Linked DNA regions of Homo sapiens: region 1 is linked to region 2. The links are chromatin loops, found by intact Hi-C in ENCODE. Cell type or tissue: endothelial cell of umbilical vein. All regions are shown on one strand. Links, peaks and the distances in the headings refer to the core of each region. The heading gives the core; the rest is flanking DNA. Region 1 overlaps RIPPLY2-CYB5R4 (RIPPLY2-CYB5R4 readthrough). Region 2 holds the start of LOC124901353 (a long non-coding RNA gene).

Evidence for each region. A loop is a pair of places that touch in the nucleus more often than their neighbours do. Peaks named below come from ENCODE experiments on the same cell type or tissue, not always from the same donor. Only the 100,000 strongest peaks of a DNase experiment are listed, where the experiment ranks them.
Region 1: a loop joins it to region 2, with 16 times the contacts of the local background. A loop is called at or near these places in 3 of 110 quality-filtered maps.

Annotation. Positions count from the first base shown.
Region 1 is chr6:83,882,979-83,885,894 of GRCh38, forward strand. All of the region lies in intron 4 of RIPPLY2-CYB5R4 (RIPPLY2-CYB5R4 readthrough), which reads left to right. The region is part of intron 2 of CYB5R4 (cytochrome b5 reductase 4); the gene reads left to right. Among named protein-coding and RNA genes, the nearest start is that of CYB5R4, 25 kb to the left of the region's middle. RefSeq lists a silencer at 1,638-1,707. In endothelial cell of umbilical vein, for the core only: a CTCF peak has its summit at 1,665 (motif pointing right); DNase peaks (open chromatin) are centred at 493 and 1,703.
Region 2 is chr6:84,761,314-84,764,180 of GRCh38, forward strand. It overlaps TBX18 (T-box transcription factor 18), which reads right to left. Exons shown (of 8, transcript NM_001080508.3): 1 at 2,577-2,867; 2 at 1,231-1,435. LOC124901353 (a long non-coding RNA gene) reads left to right here and starts at 1,028. Exons shown (of 2, transcript XR_007059666.1): 1 at 1,028-1,173. RefSeq lists enhancers at 2,018-2,602, 2,603-2,867. In endothelial cell of umbilical vein, for the core only: a CTCF peak has its summit at 1,520 (motif pointing left); DNase peaks (open chromatin) are centred at 1,518, 1,758 and 2,298; H3K4me3 peaks cover 2,500 bases; H3K27ac peaks cover 2,500 bases.

The DNA of each region.
Region 1 (2,916 bases), core at 264-2,763, 880 kb before region 2:
AGCAAACAAACAAAGGAAAGTATGGATATAATGAATAAAAAATAGAAACTCTCAGAAGAATAGAAACTAAAAAATAGAAATTTAGAATTGAAAAATACATGAAATAACAAATTTGTTGAATGAGCTTAATAGCAGATTGGTGGCAACATAGACAAGACTTAATGAACTTGCAGATAGATGAATATAAATGTCAAATCTGAAGAACAGAGAGGAAAATTATCAGAAATAAAATGAACAGGGACTCAGGGGCCTGTCAGACAAAATAAAAATGTTTAATAAATGTGTCATTGGAATTCTAGAAGGAAAGGAATGAAAGAATGGGGCAGAAAAATATTTGAAGAAATAGTGGCCATATATTTTACAAATTTAGTGAGAGACATAAATTGTAAATTCAGAGGCTTAGCAAATCTAAACATAATTAATACAAAGAAAATAACATCTAGGCACATCCTAAACTGCTAAAAGCTAACAAGGAGAAAATCTGGAAAGCTGCCAGAGAAAACACACTAGGAAATAATAAAAACGACTGCTGAAGGAAAAGTAACACCATCAACCCTGAATTCTATACCCGTAGGGAGACAGAATTCTTGAAGGATAAAGATGAAATAAAGACTTTTTCAGATAAACCAAAACTGGAAATTTATTACCTGTAGATCTGCAATATAAGATAGATGCTAAAAGGCATTCATCAGGTTGAAAGTTAGTGATACCAGATAGAAGTTCAGATATTTAGGAGGTGGTAAATATGTAAGAGAAAATACTACTTTTTGTCCTCTTCATTTTATAAAAATACATATAAAAAATACATGACTTTAAAAGTTATAACATTGTATTGTGGAGTTAAAGGATAGGAGTTAGAGAGCAGTAAATGGTTCTTATATTACGTGGGAAGGCATACAATATTAACTCTTAAGTAAGCAGGTAAAAGTTGAGGATATATACTACAGTTCCTAGAACAATCACTTAAAAAATAATTTAAAGAGGAAGGCCAAAAAGCCAATCGATTAAATGAAATTCTAAAAAAAGTTTGGTTAACCCAAAAGAAGGCAGGGAAAGAGAAACAGAGACATATAACAGAAAACTTGGGGCTGGGAGGGAGATTAGTAAAATCTCCCATATTAATAATTAAGTGTAAATGAATCGAGCACTCTAATTAAAACTATTATAAATGATAGTTTATAATAATTATCTATCATGTAATTATAATTATCTATTGATAATTATCTTAATTATAGATAATATAGAGATTATCTCTTTGTGTGCACCCATGTGTAGATGTATGTATTATCAAGACCTGACTACATGATGTCTATAAGAGGTATACTTTAAAAACACAAATAGGCTAAACGTAAATGTTTGGGAAAAAGTATGCTATCCAGCTAGTAAATTTTATTATTGGTTGGACTATATTAGTATCTGATAAAAAGGATTATGAGGCAAAGAATCTTACCAGAGGTATAGACATTTTATAATGATAAAAAGGGTCATTTCATTAGGAAAACTGTTTATGCCTGTGATAGAAAAGATTCAAAAGGCATGAAGCTAACATTGATGGAATTGAGGGGTAGAATTAAAATCCTTAACTACAGTTGCATATTTTAACACCTTTCCTCAGCAGTTGACAGGAAGTAATTACAATAATGTGCAATTTCATTACTGAACACAAGATGGCAAAGTAGTCACAGTAATTGTAACAATCGACCTGTGCATTTCAATACAGTGAAATATGCCATAATTTTATCGTGTGAACACATCTTTTCTCCTCGTTTATTTTATAGACAGGAAATGAACAGTGGTGAATAATTGCAAGAATGCTACAGTATACTGGCATAATATTTGGTATATACGTTATAGGCATTAAATGAATTTTTGTTGAATGAATATAATGTGGGGCTTTTAGAATTAAATATTTGTTTGAATTTCAAAACCCAAAATTATTTTTTAATCTTATCACGGAAATAACGCTTTTACTTAAAGCAGTGGTTCTCAAACTTTTTGGTCTTAAAATATCTTTACTCTTTTATTGTTGAAGACTCCAAGGACTATTGTTTAGGACATATCTATTGATATTTATCTTTCAAAAATTAAGAAATGTAAAGAATATTTTTAAAATAATTTTACAAATAATGAGCCCACTATATGTTATAAATAGTACCTATGTTTATGAAAAATAGAAAAGTAGCATTGTTTTACATTTTGGCAAATATCTTTAATGTGTGGCTTAATAGATGACGACTGTATTCTCATGGCATCTTCGATATTCTATCTTATTTGTCATGTAGTATCTTGAAAATGTTACACTTGTGAAAGAATGAGAATAGAAAAAGACAAATAACATCTTGGTATTACTATGAAGAATTTTTGACCTTGAGCCACCAAAAAGGTCTTAAGCTCCCTCAGGAGTCCCTAGACCATATTTTGAGACTCTCTGACTTTCAGAAGTAAACAAAGAAGAAATGAAAAATTATTAATTAGTGGATGTGTGGCCTGAACCATGGTGATACAGTTCACTCCTTATTGGTGAGCCGTTATGGTTCACATGTATGGTTACCTAACCTGAAAATTTGTGGGAACTTCATCTGGAAGATAGATTAGTAGGTATAAAATGTCGCTTTAATCTTGCATTGTACTACCTTTAACCAAACCCTATCATATAGAGCTGGGTGTGAGATTAAGTTGGAGCATGCTGTAATCCAGTTCTGAATTCGGTCTTCTGAGCTATTTGTGATGTGATTCAGATTTTATAGATGGCTTTTCTTCTCTGTGGAGAGTTGGAATAGTGACTAAAAAAGAGCTCTCTGAAATTGGAACCTCTAACTATTGCTGGTAAGAATGGAAAACAGTCTGGCAGTGCCTCAAAAGGTTAAATATAGAATACTCTGTGACCCACCAAATTTACTTTTAGTTGTATATACT
Region 2 (2,867 bases), core at 368-2,867:
AAGACTACTCCTAGAAAAAAATAAAGTCTATTACTCCTAACTAGGTATGGGAACAGTTTAATACGCTGGCTGTTTTAGTATTATTTCAGTGCACCTGTAAGATAAAGAGTAAAGGTCTTTAACTACATCCTTTATAAGACAACTATTGCTTTGTGTTGGTGAAGACTGAATTTGGATCATTAATAAAAGCTCTGTGAAAATGTAGAAGGTAGCATATGGATTCAATAAAATATGTTTTTTTGTAATTTCTAATAAGTTTGGATACTTTTTATGCTATCCAGGTTTTTACCATGTGTACTCCCTGAAAGAGTTGTGTGTGCTTTCTAAAGTTCCGTTTAAGGAAGCTTATTATTCATAGATTTCACTGCACTAAATAAACTGAAAACTTTAAAATGCAAATATTCATGTGCCTACCTCAAATTAATATGATCTGCCCAACAAATCCATTTATTTTACTAACCAATGGATGGGAAAATTTCACACTTTTTAAAAAACCGATGTACCTTTTTATAAAAAATTTTTAAGTATTCCTCAGCAAATTCAGGCTGTGTTGGATTCCATTTAGGACAAAAATAAATAAATAAATAACCAGGTACTCTAAATCTATAAACAGGATGCTTTTTAAAAATCAGGGTAATTATTCTTGCACCTATACATGATTAAACATGTATTGTGGGTGAGTCCAGTGACTTTTCCTCCTAGTCTAATATGAAATAGCAGGACAGATCATCTTATCAAATTGCCAGGATATCTTCTGATAAAGAACCAATCTGCCTGGGAGTTTCAAATCTGAAAAAGCAAATCATAGTTTACTGGAGTAAACTGCTGTTTAAAAATAAAAGAGAAAGGAAAAAAAAAAGAATGTTTCCTAGTTCCAGAACTGACAACTAGAGCCTAAATAAATACCTGGACAAGGGTAAATATGACCTCAAATTTATAACCGCCCTGAACGCAGAACATCAACCGCGACAGCTGTGGCATCAGCGGCGACAGTAATTTTCTCCCTGGCATTCAACCAGAGGGCAGTTGGACTGTGCACCGACTGCACTAGTGGTGGGTAGCCAAAGCTAGCCTCCAAAGTGAACCACGGTCTGGGGCCTGGTCCCGTTTGACCGAAAATGCTATCCAGAACCCCCACCGAGCTGCAGGCCCTTCTTCCTGATTGAGCTAGAGGTGAGTGAAGACAGGGTCTGGGGTAGGGAGGGGCGTCCACGCCAGCTTGCCCATTACCTGCCGGCCTTGGTGATGATCATCTCAGTGCCTATCTCATGAAAGCGCTTCCAGAGCTCGGCTCCCTGCAGATCCACCCGCGGGGCCTGCGGCGAGGGCAGAGGGGTCCCGGGCCGGGCCAGGGAGCGCGCCGGAGACCCCTTGGGGGAGCCTCCCGGTGACGCCAGAGGGGAAGCTCCCTGCTGGAAGCCGTCCTCACAGCCGCCTGGACAGCAAAGGACAGAGAAAGGGAACTGGTGAGGGAAACAGAGGGGAAGCCAGCCGCGGAGACGGGCCCACCTGGTGGCTGAGAAGAGGAAAATGACCGGGAGAAAAGGGGAAGCTTTGGTGCCATCAGGTCCTCCTAAAGAACAAGCCAGTCGATAGACACCCACATTCTGCCTGTCGAAGGGGCGCATTCAGAGCTCCAGTGTGGCCTGCTTGGTCCCCAAGTCCCAAGCCCGGGAGAGGCGCGCGGGCAGCGTCCACCCCACCCGCTGGGCCTCCGCAGGGCCAAGGCCCCAGCAGAAAAGGCTTCACGCCGCCGCCGGGGTCTGGGACGCTTGCCCGACGGAGTCAGAGGAGCTCCCGGGTCCAGAGTCCCCAGTGCAAACTCCGACGCAACCTGCGCCTCGAAGCGCAAGCAGCAAAAGCGCCCGGACTCTGGTCCCAAGAGCCTGGGCCTCCTTAAGCCATAAGCGTCTGCGGCGCCTCGCTTTGGGCCTTCTTTTGGGCCGGGCCGGAGGCATCTTCTAGAAGGCTCTTCAGACCCCGCTTTCGCCAAACTCCCGGCGCCCTGCGCTTCCAGCCCAGCAGAGAAAAGTGTGAAAAGCAAGCCCGCGGTCGCCGTCGGCCTTGGCAGAGAAATCAAGAGGAGAAGGGAAGGGAACCGCTCAACTACCCTTCGGGAAACCAAGTTTCCAAATATGCCGCCCTCTTCCTGGTTTGCACAAACGGTTTAGGGCATTCGTTCCGGTTTCAGGGTGGGGTATGCCGTCGCTCCCCTCCTCCCCGCCCTGTGCTTTTAAAAGTTAGGAAACAAAAAAGAGCACCCATTGGCTGGAACCCCAAGGGAGGCAGATGCAGGAAGCACAGAGCTGCACCGCTAGGCGCAGCAAACAGCCGCGGCCGAAGGCGCGGGTCGCCGAGTGGGCGGCGGCCGCCCGCGAGGCGAGCCTGGAAGCAGTATCTGAACCGTCTGGAGGGTGACCAGGTTGCGCGGCGAGCTTTGCGACTGACACGGCCAATGCGCTAGTGGCTGAGTGGCCTTGGCCATGTAGGGACGCGGCGCGCACGCACACCCACAGACTCGCAGAAGTTCAGGTTCGCGCCGGAGAGAAGTTATAGGCAGGAAGGGGCCCACTCACCCGCGGCTCCGCGCTCCAGGTCTGCGCCACTCCGAGCCGGCCCAGACGTCGCCCCAGCCGGCGGCGGGAGCGCAGCGCCTTCGTCTCCCTCAGAAGAACCCTTTTCGCCCGCGCCGCCGCCGCGGCTGCAGCCTCCGTCGTCCACGGCCCCCGCCGCCTCTTCGGCGCCCAGTTTTCGCCGCTTCTTCTGAAGCTGTTGCTGCTTCTCGGCGCCGATCAGCGCCTCCACCGAGAAAGCGTGCGCCTTGAGGCTTAGCATGCTGCACGGCGAGCCCCTTCGCTTCTCGGCCA